Regions from separate parts of the Homo sapiens genome. Here regions 1 and 2 are each linked to region 3. The links are chromatin contacts, found by Hi-C or POLR2A ChIA-PET in ENCODE. All regions are on one chromosome and are shown on one strand. The core of a region is the stretch at or near the end of the contact, and the rest is flanking DNA. Distances in the headings are between cores, read along the strand shown.

Region 1 (4,331 bases), core at 1,043-3,542, 920 kb before region 3:
TAATTGAATCATGGGGGCAGTTTTTCCCCTTGCTGTTCTTGTGATAGTGAATAAATCTCACGAGATCTGAGGGTTTTATAAGGTGCAGTTCCCTGCACACTCTCCCTTGCCTGCCGCCACGTAAGATGTGCCTTTGCTCCTCCTTCACCTTCTACCATGATTGTGAGGCTTCCCTAGCCATGTGGAACTGTGAGTCCATTAAACCTCTTTTTAAAAATAAATTACCCAGTCTCTTGTATGTCTTTACTAGCTTGAGAACAGACTAATACATCATCTATACTCATTCGACAGAAATAATTTCATCATACAATATTTTGCCACAAGCTCCTGGGCCATTCCATTTTGCTGAAAGAAGGTGGACAGTATTCTTTCATCTTTTATGATGTTTGTTCCAAAATTTATGCGATATGATTTGCAAGTGCACAGGTGTTAAAGGCAGGTGTGTATACAAAGGTTGATTGGGAGGAAATAGGTAATGTAGAAATAAAAAACATTAGATTGATTATACAATTGATATTTATAAATGAAAATGTTTTGCAATTATGGAGCAAAGAGGGTGGCTCCTCTCTTAAAAAATCTTGTGAGCTATTAAAGTTCCCAAACTTATTGCATTTTGTAGCTGCAAGTGCAAGAGTTGAAAGTAATGATGAACTAGAACCTATTACAGATGCATTTGAAATCTGGAATCCATAAATACAGAATGGGTATGTTCCAGGGGCATGCATGACATGCATTCAAAGATGTTGCCCATTTTAGGTATATATACTTCCAAACCACAAAATTATAGAATAAAAATTTGGGTTTTCTATGTTTTAGTTTATATTAACATTTTAAATAAATTAGTTTTGTGCTATCTTTTATATCTTCTGTATATTATTTGTAAAAGTCACTTGAAATTATAAAAAAATAAAATGGGCCTATCTGATGCAGTTGATAAATGGTGATGACTTATTTTTGGGGCATGCTAGGGGCCAATGGGCAATCTTTGTTCCAGAACTCTCACGGGGCTGACAGAGACTTTGGTCTGCATCAGTCTGCTAACTATCCTGCAAAAGACTAAAACCCTCCCTGGTCTTGCTTTCTCCCTTTTCCTTTCATAAGTATTACTCCTTAGGATAACTTTTGATCCTCAAACTCAGTCTCAGCATCTACTCACTGAGAGTCAACCTGCAACAAAACTTAAAGAAATGAAGTGACTTTCCCAGGGCCAGATATCTGGGAAGTGTTGGAACTGAGATTCCAACTCAGGTCTATGCACTCATATTATTTGCAGAAGTCTGCCTGGATTTAGGGTCAGAACTAGTAGAGTCCTCTAGTGGTAGAACTCTACTAGTTACCAAGAAGCCTTAACTTCATCTAGAAACTTCGATTTCTTGAGCCATAGTTTTTTCACCTGTAAAATTAAGGATAATAGTTCCTGCCCTACACATGGCATAGGATTATCACATCAAATGGAGAGCGCAGAGCACTCTGTAAATTGTAATTCCATATTCAAGCATAAGGTTTGATCATTTTTATTGCTGTTTTCTTGCATTTGTACTGTATTAGTTATTCCATAAGACCATATGTTTCTAAACCGGGAGGTCAGCCTAACTTCATCTATTGAAAGGTCCGTCATAGTCCTCACCATTTTTCTATGTACATTTGGTGTTCCATTTGATGTCTTTTCTAAGGGGCTTATCTTTGAAATTTTTATATATAATTATTTACAAAAAAAGATGTAGACCCTATCTATGGATTCTTTCTGATTTAAGTTTGAGGTTGTATTCAGCTGCTCTCACATACCTTAGCTATTAGGGATTGTAGCTCAGTGTCATGGGTGTGAAGAATACGTTTTTCAGTTTCATGATCTCATATCTTGCTGCTTCAGTGGAGAACTGAGCTGGCCATGACTTACTCTGAGCTATAACATCTTGGCAAAACAGAGCTCTGAAATATACCCCTATTTTATTTATACTTATATATTTGACTAGCTACTCTATTAATTGAATTGTTCTTTAGCTTCTTAATAGTTTTGCTTGACAAAAATGTTGCGTTACGTTTATCAACATTCAAATATTAAGACCGGTCGGCAGCTGGGGCAGCATTCCTTACAGTAATTATATGACTACTAGACTATTCCGCAATCTCATTGCCTAATCAAAAGGAACAGAAAAGATTACATTAAAACAGGAAAAATCTATACTTCTATTTTCTCTGATTTTTTTTTTTTCCTAAAACAAACCCTGAAGAAAATGATTGTTTTGGAGGAGAGGTGGAAAAGCATTGAGGCGTGATTCCCTTCTGTGGTGAGTCACTTTCTTCAGTTTGGTTTCATATTCATTTCCAGGCCAGCAGTTGTGAAAGTTTTCAGGGCATTGCCTGTGTCGTTGACCTCCATTTTGCACTCTACATAAACCCAGTTTTGATGCTGGTGTTTTGGAAAAGTGGTTAAAATTGTTTCAAATAAAAATATTTTCCCAAATGTTTTCTATTAAATTACGTGTATTTTTTTTCCCCCTGATATCAAGTCCAGTAACTTCAGGCAAATTTAGTGAAATTCTCTACCATCTAGAAAGGGATGAAGAACTTAAAGGAAGGCAGATGAATTCCTTCCTTTTTTTTTTTTTTTTTTTTTTTTTGAGACGGAGTCTCTCTCTGTCGCCCAGGCTGGAGTGCAGTGGCGCGATCTCGGCTCACTGCAAGGTCCGTCTCCCAGGTTCACGCCATTCTCCTGCCTCAGCCTCCCGAGTAGCTGGGACTACAGGCGCCCGCCACCACGCCTGGCTAATTTTTTGTATTTTGTTTAGTAGAGACGGGGTTTCACCGTGTTAACCAGGATGGTCTCGATCTCCTGACCTCGTGATCCACCCGCCTCGACCTCCTAAAGTGCTGGGATTACAGGCATGAGCCACCGTGCCCGGCCTCCTTCCTTTTAAAATTCAAAAATCTTAATTTTAAAAAGTCTTAACTCAGAGTAGTGGTTTCTTTAAGATCTCGAATGAGTTAGTGATAGTGCTTGAACAAAGATCCAAGACACCTGCACTTTTATTTGTTTACTGACAAGATGAAGATTATTCTTCCTTACATGGCTTTGTAGATTTTGGTGTTGTATCCAAAGAGGAAATTGTATTAAAATATCTGAAAAAACTGGAACCACATCTTCCTGCTATAAGATACAGATTTTAAAGATTAAAGATGGAAATGTTGATAGCTTCAGAATAATTTATTTTGGACAAGGATACATGTAATGCCCATGTTGCTCATATTGTATATTGTATAACAAGGTAATATGAATATTTCAAACTCACTGTGCTGTTTATGATGAACATAGCAGTTAAAAGTTGGTGCTATTGCTTCATTCATTTACAATTTTTCTATCACTCCATTATTCTGCTTATTTATTATTCTTTTATTATTCAATTTATTATTCTATTCATTTATCAATTATTCTATTTAGCTATTTTATTATTGTTATATATTATACATCTTATATATAATATATAAATAAATATATATAATATATAAATGTAAATTGTATATATATATATTTGAGACAGGGTCTGGCTCTGTTACCCAGGCTAAAGTGTTGGGGAGCGATCTTGGTTTACTGCAACCTCTGCCTCCTGGGCTCAAGAGATCCTCCCCCTTTGTCCTCCCTAGTAGCTGCATGCACCACCACACCTGGCTAATTCTTGTGTTTTTTGTAGAGACGGGGTTTCATCATGTTGCCCAGGCTGGTTATTTATCTTCTATTTTACATTATCAGTAGTAAGTCAACTTTTATCAATTATTTAATATTTATTGAGCATCTTGCAAAAACATTCTGCTAAACCTTGGGAATAAAACTAACAAGTAATAGTCCCTGCTCTTAAAGAATTTCATATATAAGCCTGGTCAATATATCGAGAACTTGTCTCTACAAAAAGAAATTAAAAAGTTAGCTGGGCATAGTAGTGCATACCTGTAGTCCTGGCTACTCAGGAGGCTGAGGCGGGAGGATCACTTGAGTCCAGGAGTTTGAGGTTAGGGTGAGATAGGATTGTGCCACTGCATTCTAGCCTGGGAGACAGAGGCAGGGGGGTGGGGGTGGGGCAGTGGGGAGAAACCCTTCATGTATAATTTTTGTTGTATTTTATATAATCACAGCAAGTCTTCTCTTACATATTCTTCACCATGTTCAGTAAGTGTCCGAAAAATAATTTGCATTTTTTTTTCGCCTGCTGAGAAACAGTAGGGAGATATTATTAATTGTCCAAGTGTTGACCTAGAGGAAGACTCTGGGCTGCAGATGGCTGATTTATCATCTTCCCTTGTTGGCAAATAGCTGCCCTAGTTACAGACCCAGTTTC
Region 2 (4,028 bases), core at 187-2,686, 520 kb before region 3:
AATACGAATATGTACTCTTTGATTCTAAAATAAAAGTTGAAATTATTTTTTAAAAGATGATGAGTTGTGATCAATCTTTCAAAACGTTTCCCCTGTTGTTATATTCATGGATATTTCATGACTTCAGCTTCACTCTTTTTGTCTAAAGAATACAAAATGACTAATTGATTTGCCTAAGCCTGAAAAGACTTTTCTAGAAAAAAACTAGGCAGTGATCGATGTCAGTTGACCTCTGTTAGAAGGTTGACTAATCTGTGCTGTGAGCCCTACAGGTGTAGTTAAATGTAATCACCCAGGACCTAAATATAAAACCCTTTTTAAAAAGAGAATAAGAATCATATTCAATTTTCAGTGCCAATAGAATAGAGGTTTATTTTGGTACATGGAAATAACAAGGTACAAAAATGTTTGCAAAAGACTTTAAGAGAGAGACTTCACTGGACTTCAAGGTTGGAGGCTTTAAGATCTGTGGCCCTACAAATGATGGAGGCAATCTTCAAATTCCTTAGGCATGATGAATAAATGTCCTGAAGTCAAAGAGGTGGGAGGATGTTGGAGGACAATTTGTCAATTTATTAGGAGATTGTCAATGAATTCCTTTGGAAGGAAGGGAGTTTGGACAAAAGGTAGAATGCAAATACAGAATTTCTAAGGATGAGGTTTGCTTATGGGACCCAGATCAATTCTCTTGAACAGTCCGCATGTTTGCAATGAGAGCCTTCATCTGTAGGAAAGGACGTAATAAGGAAGTGGTGTGTTCACAGCAGAGATTTAGCAGCAAGAGGAGGCACAGCACAAGGGGCGGGGGCAGGTGGAGATGACACAGGTTGGGCGATAGCAAGTGGTGTGGCAGGAGACTCGGCCACAGACTGGACGCAGGCAGCAGCAGGGGCGGCAGCAGCTGGATTCACAGCAAGAGGGGCAGCAGCTGCTGGAGATGCAGCAGCTGGGGCGGCAGCAGGTGGGCTGGCAGCACACAGACTGGCAGCACTGGGGTCTGCAGCAGCTGGACACACAGCAGCTGGGGCGGCAGCAAGTGGTCCTGCAGCAGGTGGTCTGACAGCAGCTGGGGCGGCAGCAGGTGGGCTGGCAGCACACAGACTGGCAGCACTGGGGTCTGCAGCAGCTGGACACACAGCAGCTGGGGCGGCAGCAGGTGGTCCTACAGCAGGTGGTCTGACAGCAGCTGGGGCGGCAGCAGGTGGGCTGACAGCACACAGACTGGCAGCACTGGGGCCTGCAGCAGCTGGACACACAGCAGCTGGGGCGGCAGCAGGTGGTCCTGCAGCAGGTGGTCTGGCAGCAGCTGGGGCGGCAGCAGTTCTCCAGGCCACAGCCCTGGTCAGAGCACACAGAGCCACAACAGGAGTTGACCATGGTGTCAGAGGGTGGAGGTTCTCGGTGGGTTTCCAGGAGAGTGAGTGTTCTGAGTTTGATCTCTCCTTGTTCTCTCTTTTGCTTTTTATACCCTGCTGAGAACCACTATGACAATGTGAATAATCTTGTGGTTTGCACATTACTAATAGAGAATCAGTTGTTTTTTAGTAAATTAGATAGTTGTCCTTATCTGGTAAATATTTCTATAAATAGAAAAGGCAACATTTCCTTTTCCTGTTGTATTCTGAGCTATCCAATTTGGTTAAGCCAAGTGAATCAGCTCTCATTCTCCTTCCTTCATCTGATGTGTCTTCTGATGTGTAGACCCATTACATGACATTGTTTGATTGGATTTCATAAGTTAATTCTTTATTTATTTGACTCCTGGATAATAAGTTGAAAATAGATTTTATGATGACTAAATCTCCTCTGCTCTCAAAGAGGTTAAAAATAAATTACATAGAATGCTGGTAGGAAAATGTGATGAAAGATTCATCTTTGGGGGGTGATAGGAGGTAACTTGTGTATAATAAGGAACACTGTGATTCCTTTGAATTTTGTGGCTGGTCAGTGAGATATAAAAGATCCCACTGAAATTCCTGTTTCATGTTATTGACTCTATTTAGCTTGAAACAGATATAATGCAATGATTCATTGCTTTACAAGTAAAAATACATTGGCATGATAGGTCCCTTTATAAATTATTGTTGGCATGTTCTTCAGAGATGGGGATCATAAGGAACATTTTTGTTCTATTTTGTTGGTAAGTCAAGATACCCACTGAATGTGTTTAACTGAAGTGTTATTGAAAGTAGATTTTCTCATACTCGAAAGCTGCTTTTTCTCACAATGTATGTTGGAGATATTTTGCTTGATACATGGAGAAAAGAAACAAAGGATCAAGTTTAATTTCTGTCCTACAGAAGCTTAAACAAGACAAATAAGAAACATGTATAGGAAAGAATTTAGCAACTATTTAGAGAATGGTGTGATTAGTGAACAAAATAACAATTATGTATTTAATCTGTACACTTCCAATGAAAGATGAAACAATACTAATAGTTATAATTTTTTGAGTGCTTACTATGTGTCAGGAATTTTCTGAGTCCTCTATAATTGTTATCTTGTTTATACTTCACAAGGATTCTGCTATGTAGACACAATTTTTCTAAATTCTTTACATCCAAGGTACTTGAGGCCCAGATAGATTGAAGTCACACAGTCTGTAACAGGGAAAGGGCGTCTCTCCTAGAGTGTTCAAGGAACATTTTGCGCATGAACATTTTGCAATTAAATCCCTCCTGATATTTAAAAACAATTATTTATAATTAAAAAGATGCAAGGTATGTTCTCACTCCTAAGTGGGAGTTGAACAATGAGATCACATGGACACAGGGAGGGGAACATCACACACTGGAGCCTGTCGGGGGTGAGGGACAAGGGGAGGGAGAGCATTAGGACAAATACCTGATGCATGTCGGGCTTAAAACCCAGATGACGGATTGATAGGTGCAGCAAACCATCATGGCATATGTATAACTATGTAACAGACCTGCATGTTCTGCACATGTATCCCAAAACTTAAAGTAAAATTTAAAAAAAAAAAATGTATGGTAAGAAACCATCATAAACAAAGTAAAAACACAAATGACTAAATAATAAAAAAAGAACTAGCAATTAATATCACGGACAAAGGGTTAATAGTATATAAAAGACTTCTGAGACTGGACACGGTGGCTCACACCTGTAATCCCAGCACTTTGGGATGCCAAGGCAGGCGGATTGTTTGAGGTTAGGAATTTGAGACCAACTTGGTTAACTTGGCAAAACCCCATCTCTACCAAAAAAACAAAAAAAAGCAAAAAAAAAAAAAAAAATGGCGAGGTGGCATGCATCTGTGGTCTGTGGTCCCAGCTACTCAGGAAGCTAAGGTGGGAGGATTGCCTGAGCCCAGGAGGCGGAGGTTGCAGTGAGCCAAGATTGCACCACTGCACTCCAGCCTGGGTGACAGAAGAAGAAGAAAAAAAGGCTTCTGGAAATAGATAGAAAACAGACCAACAGCCTAATGGGAAAATAAAATGCAAATATTTTACCACCATATAAATATACTCAATCTCATGCATAGTAAGAGAAATGAAATAATATGGTACGATACTTCTCACCTGTTAGATTATCAAAAATTCAAAATCTGATAGCATTCTCTGGAAGTGAGATGATGTGAAAATAGGCATGCTCGTATTTGTCTTGTGAAGGTTTGGCAATAACTAGCAGCATTATTCTTTGACTCAGCTATCCCAATTCCATAAAATATCTCAAAGATACTCAGGTAAATATATGAAAGATATTGCACAAGACGATTCATAAGAGTTCTATTTGGGAAAAAAACTAAAAACTACAACAACACTGGATACAACCCAGGTGTCCTTCAATAGGGTACTGGTGTATAAACTGTGGTGCCTTCCCATGATGGAGTACTATGCAGCTGTCAAAAGGAATAAGGAGTGTCTCTATAGGCTACTATAAATTAATCTCCAGTAGATATTGTTAGGAGACGATAAAGCAGTGGAGGAAAATGTGTACAATTGTTCTGCAACAATGTTTTAAAAATCCAGGATATAAATATTGAAAGTATATTTGCTTACACTTTAAAA
Region 3 (4,527 bases), core at 1,381-3,880:
CCCTGCCTCCTTCTCTCTGTCCCTGGAAATGGCCATAGCAAAGAGTGCCCAATAACTGCAGATATGAATAAATGAATGAACAAATTAATAAATGAATGGCTCCAGCACTTTGGGAGGCCAAGACGGGCAGATCACTTGAGGCCAGGAGTTCGAGAACAGCCTGGCCAACATGGCGAAACCCTGACTCTACTAAAAATACAAAAATTAGCCAGGTGTGGTGGCACATGCCTGTAATCCCAGCTACTCGGGAGGCTGAGGCAGGAGAATCGCTTGAACCCAGGAGATGGAGGTTGCAGCAAGCCAAGATCACACTGCTGCACTCCAGACTGGGAGAGAGAGCCAGACTCTGTCTCAAAAAATAAAATATGTCCGGGTACGGTGGCTCACGCCTGTAATCCCAGCACTTTGAGAGGCTGAGGCGGGCAGATCATAAGGTCAGGAGATCAAGACCATCCTGACCAACATGGTGAAACCCCGTCTCTGCTAAAAATACAAAAATTAGCTGGGTGTGGTGGGACGTGCCTGTAATCCCAGCTACTCAGGAGGCTCAGGCACGAGAATCACTTGAACCCAGGAGGTGGAGGTTGCAGTGAGCCGAGATCGTGCTACTGCACTCCAGGCTGGCAACAGAGTAAGACTCCATCTGAAAAATAATAATAGTAAATAAAAATAAAATAAAATAAATGTTGCTGGGTGCAGTGGCTCACACCTGTAATCCCAGCACTTTGGAAGGCCGAGGCGGGTAGATCACCTGAGGTCAGGAGTTCGAGACCAGCCTGACCAACATGGAGAAACCCCGTCTCTAGTAAAAATACAAAAAATTAGCCGGGCGTGGTAGCGTATTCCTGTAATCCCAGCTACTCTGGAGGCTGAGGCAGGAGAATCGCTTGAACCCAGGAGGCAGAGGTTGCACTGAGCCAAGATCACACCATTGCACTCCAGCCTGGGCAACAAAAGCGAAACTCTGTCTCAAAAAATAATAATAAAATAAAATAAATTTTAATTTATTTTAAATAATTTAAAATTTATAAATTAAATTTTATAATTTTATATTATAAACAGATTTAATTATTTAAATATAATTACAAATAAATATATAATTAAAATTTAATAATTTTAAAATAAATTTAATTTAATTTAATTTAAAAATCAATGAGTAAATGGCTTGAGTGTGTGGTCCCTCTGTCCAGGTGGAGATGCTGGGAGGTGGAAGGCAGAATTCACAACCGAAGGGATTTTCTCCTCCCTAGTCGCCTCCCCCAGTAGTTGATGGCGGCTGCCACACCTCAAGCCAAGCAGGGGACCTGGCAGTGTTCACCCGCCAGCTGCGTGAACGCCCGTAACTCTTTACGGCAGAAGACCAAGGGTGCGTCTGGTCCTCAGAACTGCAGGATGCACCGGCAGCGATGGAGAAGCCTCCTTGGATGAGGCAGGGTGAGGAAGGAGACCAGACAAGCAAGTCCTCCTCCCAGAGGCAGGGACAGGAAGCAGGAGCAAGGGGCCACCAGGGAAGCTGCAGGGGCTAGAACCCAGGGAACTTTCTAGAAAGGCTAGCTGGCCCTAACAGACCCCTGGCCTGGAGGAAGACCTCCAGGGCAGGTTAGGCGGGCCAGTCACATCTCCGGGGGTGATTTAAAAGGCACCACCTTGGGACAAAAGGATGGAAGCATTGACCAGACAAATGCCTGACCCGGCAGCAGCAGAAAAGGATGCATGGAACCCTGTGGGGTTCCCACCTCATGAGGTCGTCTCTCCTCATTCTTGTGCTCGGTGGCTCCCAAGGGGCAGGCTCTAGTGCTCCCCATGGAGACCCCAGGCCCAGCCGCCTTCCAAGGCTCATGCCCTGTTAAACGGGGACACGCTCCGGCCGCCCGGGATCCCCAAATCTGTAGCAGGAGCGCCCTCTGCTGGCCATCTTGGGTGGCGCCTCTGCGCTGCAGTCCCGAGAGGAGCCCGCGAGGCCGCGGGAGGAATGCAGGGACCCTGGAGACCCATCCTCCACCTGCGCTCTGCAAACTACTCCTTCTCCCCCAGGGTCCTGGCTCCTCCTCGCCATCTTCAGCTTCACCGTCTCTAGTCCCTTAACAGCCAGAGCACCAGGCCCCGGCTGGGCCGTGTGTCCATGCCTCTGCCTCCAGGCGCATGGACACAACATTCCCTTCTGAAGCTGGCCTGCGCTGTGTATCACCCCCTATCCCCCATCCCTCCATCTCAAAAAAGCCCTTCCCTGCCTTTGGCACGTGTCCCTCCCCCACGCCCACCCGCTCAAGTCCCTCTGTTAATAAACTGCTAACCCCAAAACCAGCCTTCCCTCCAGCTTGCCCGGCCCCGAGTCTGAGGGTCCCTGGAGCAGACACGCTCCACCCGCGGGGACCTCTCCCTCCTGTCAACTCCTGAGGAGCGGCAGCGGCTTCTGGGCTTCCCACGCGGGGTGTGACACCAACGGGGGACATAATACAAACGAACGAGGGTAAAGTCCGTGTGCACACCTGTGCATGGCCACATGCGGATGTGCGTCCAGGCGTGCCTTGCAGGTGTGTGGGCAGTGACTGCGCCCACCCCTCTGTCGGGTCTCGCCACGCTTAGCTGGGTGGGCTCCTTCCAACCCAGGCTGGGGCTGAGCAGGAGGAAGCCGCGGCCTCGCCCCCAGAGGGCAGCACTGAGCTGTTCTGGCCCGACTGCTGCCAGACTCTACCCGGAGAGGAGTCCTGAGTTTCCCCGTCCAGGGCCTGGGGGAAGGACTTCAAATCTGTAAAGGAAAGCAAGGAATCAAATCCCAAATCCAGGCTAGCGGTTACACTGCGGGCAGAGCGCGAGGCGCACATCGAAGCTAAAATGTCCAAAATTGGGCAGTGGATTCACGGATGTTTGTTGTGCTTTTATTCTTTTTTTGTTTTTTTCTTTTTTTTTTTTTTTTTTTTTTTTGAGGTCGAGTTTCACTCTTGTCGCCCAGGCTGGAGTGAAATGGGGTGATCTCGGCTCACTGCAACCTCCACCTCCTGGGTTCAAGCGATTCTCCTGCCTCAGCCTCCCAAGTAGCTGGGATTACAGGCGCCTGCCACCACGCCCGGCTAATTTTTGTATTTTTAGTAGAGACAGGGTTTCACCATGTTGGCCAGGCTGGTCTCGAACTCCTGACCTCAGGTGATCCGCCCACCTCGGCCTCCCAAAGTGCTGGGATTACTGGCGTGAGCCACAGCGCCCGGCAGTGCCTTCATTCTTAAATCCTACACATATTTTGTAAATATTATTTTGAATCTATTCAGTATTACTCTTTTCAAAATAAAGGCCTCCGAGCCCTCTCTAGAATGTGGAAAGACCACTCATCGCTCAGTGGAGCAAAGTGAGCCTACAAGCTCCCCAGATCGCCCCCAGAACCCCCAGAATGCAGAGGGCTCTGAGTGTCTCTGGGGTTGCCTGTGGCTTTGGGGAAGGGGAGAGCCTGGACCCAGGCTTCTTTACCGCCCGGAGTCCCGGGTCAGCACTCCTGCAGGATAAGCCACACATCGACACGCAGCTCACACACACACACACACACTTCCAGATTCATACACAGGTGCATGCTCACAGGTTGACACACACATGCTCAAAGACTCATACACACACGTTCACACATAGCTCACATGCACATACACACACACATTGAGACTCTCAGACACACACAGACTGATACACGTACATTCACACACAGCTCATACGAACATTTACACTCTCAAATTCACACACAGGCACATGCTCACAGGCTGACACACACTCAAAGACTCATATACACACATTCACACACAGTTCACATGCACACTCACACTCCCAGATTCACACACAGGCGCATGCTCACAGATCGATACACACACACTCAAAGACTCCTATATACACATTCACACATAGCTCACAGGCACATCCACACACACACATTGACACTCTCAGACATGCGCACACACAAAGACTCACACACACACGTTCACACACAGCTCACACACACACTCCCAGATTCACACACAGGCGCATGCTCACAGATACACACTCAAAGACTCATATACACACATTCACACACACATTGACACTCTCAGACACATGCACACACAAAGACTCACACACACGTTCACACACAGCTCATACACACACTCACACTCCCAGATTCACACACAGGCACATGCTCACAGGCTGACACACACTCAAAGACTCATACCCATTCACGTGCCGCTCACATGTACATTCACACACATACACTGACATTCCCAGACTCACACACACCAGCACATGCTCACAAACTTCCCCATACTCACAAACTTCCCCATACTCACACTCACACTCATAGACTCATGTCCACACTGTCACCCACTCATGGACACACGCGCAAACTTTCACATTCACACAACCTCTCACGGGTACACACCTTACACACTCACACAAAGACGCCATTGCCACTCTGGCCTGTTAATCTTACATCCTCATCAGGAAAGAGGAGGGGCTTGTATCCTCCCTGATTGCAAGAGAGATTTCTAGAATGTTCCCAGGAGACCCCAGTCC

What was found. A loop is a pair of places that touch in the nucleus more often than their neighbours do. ChIA-PET counts read pairs that join two places held with the same protein, here RNA polymerase II (POLR2A). Pooled maps may share reads with other maps.
Region 1: a loop to region 3 is called in a pooled map, with 3 times the contacts of the local background. The contact joins two enhancer-like sites. A Hi-C loop is called at or near these places in 1 of 50 pooled maps. POLR2A ChIA-PET finds 5 or more read pairs at or near these places in 3 of 52 experiments (A673, activated T-cell and activated naive CD4-positive, alpha-beta T cell).
Region 2: a loop to region 3 is called in a pooled map, with 4 times the contacts of the local background. The contact joins the promoter of KRTAP4-12 here to the enhancer-like site in region 3. A Hi-C loop is called at or near these places in 4 of 50 pooled maps.

What each region holds. Positions count from the first base shown.
Region 1 is chr17:40,725,804-40,730,134 of GRCh38, forward strand. No RefSeq gene overlaps it. Among named protein-coding and RNA genes, the nearest start is that of KRT24, 24 kb to the left of the region's middle. Within about 2 kb of position 2,293, at least 2 of the 41 ENCODE cell types and tissues checked have a DNase peak (open chromatin) inside an H3K27ac peak, as active enhancers do.
Region 2 is chr17:41,122,746-41,126,773 of GRCh38, forward strand. KRTAP4-12 (keratin associated protein 4-12) reads right to left here and starts at 1,437. Exons shown (of 1, transcript NM_031854.3): 1 at 346-1,437. The coding sequence starts at 1,377. The coding sequence ends at 772. RefSeq lists an enhancer at 564-1,117.
Region 3 is chr17:41,646,166-41,650,692 of GRCh38, forward strand. LOC124904004 (a long non-coding RNA gene) reads right to left here. Exons shown (of 2, transcript XR_007065756.1): 2 at 1,112-2,749. Among named protein-coding and RNA genes, the nearest start is that of KRT17, 24 kb to the left of the region's middle. RefSeq lists enhancers at 1,210-2,085, 1,638-1,787, 1,818-1,977, 2,376-2,485. Within about 2 kb of position 2,631, at least 22 of the 41 ENCODE cell types and tissues checked have a DNase peak (open chromatin) inside an H3K27ac peak, as active enhancers do.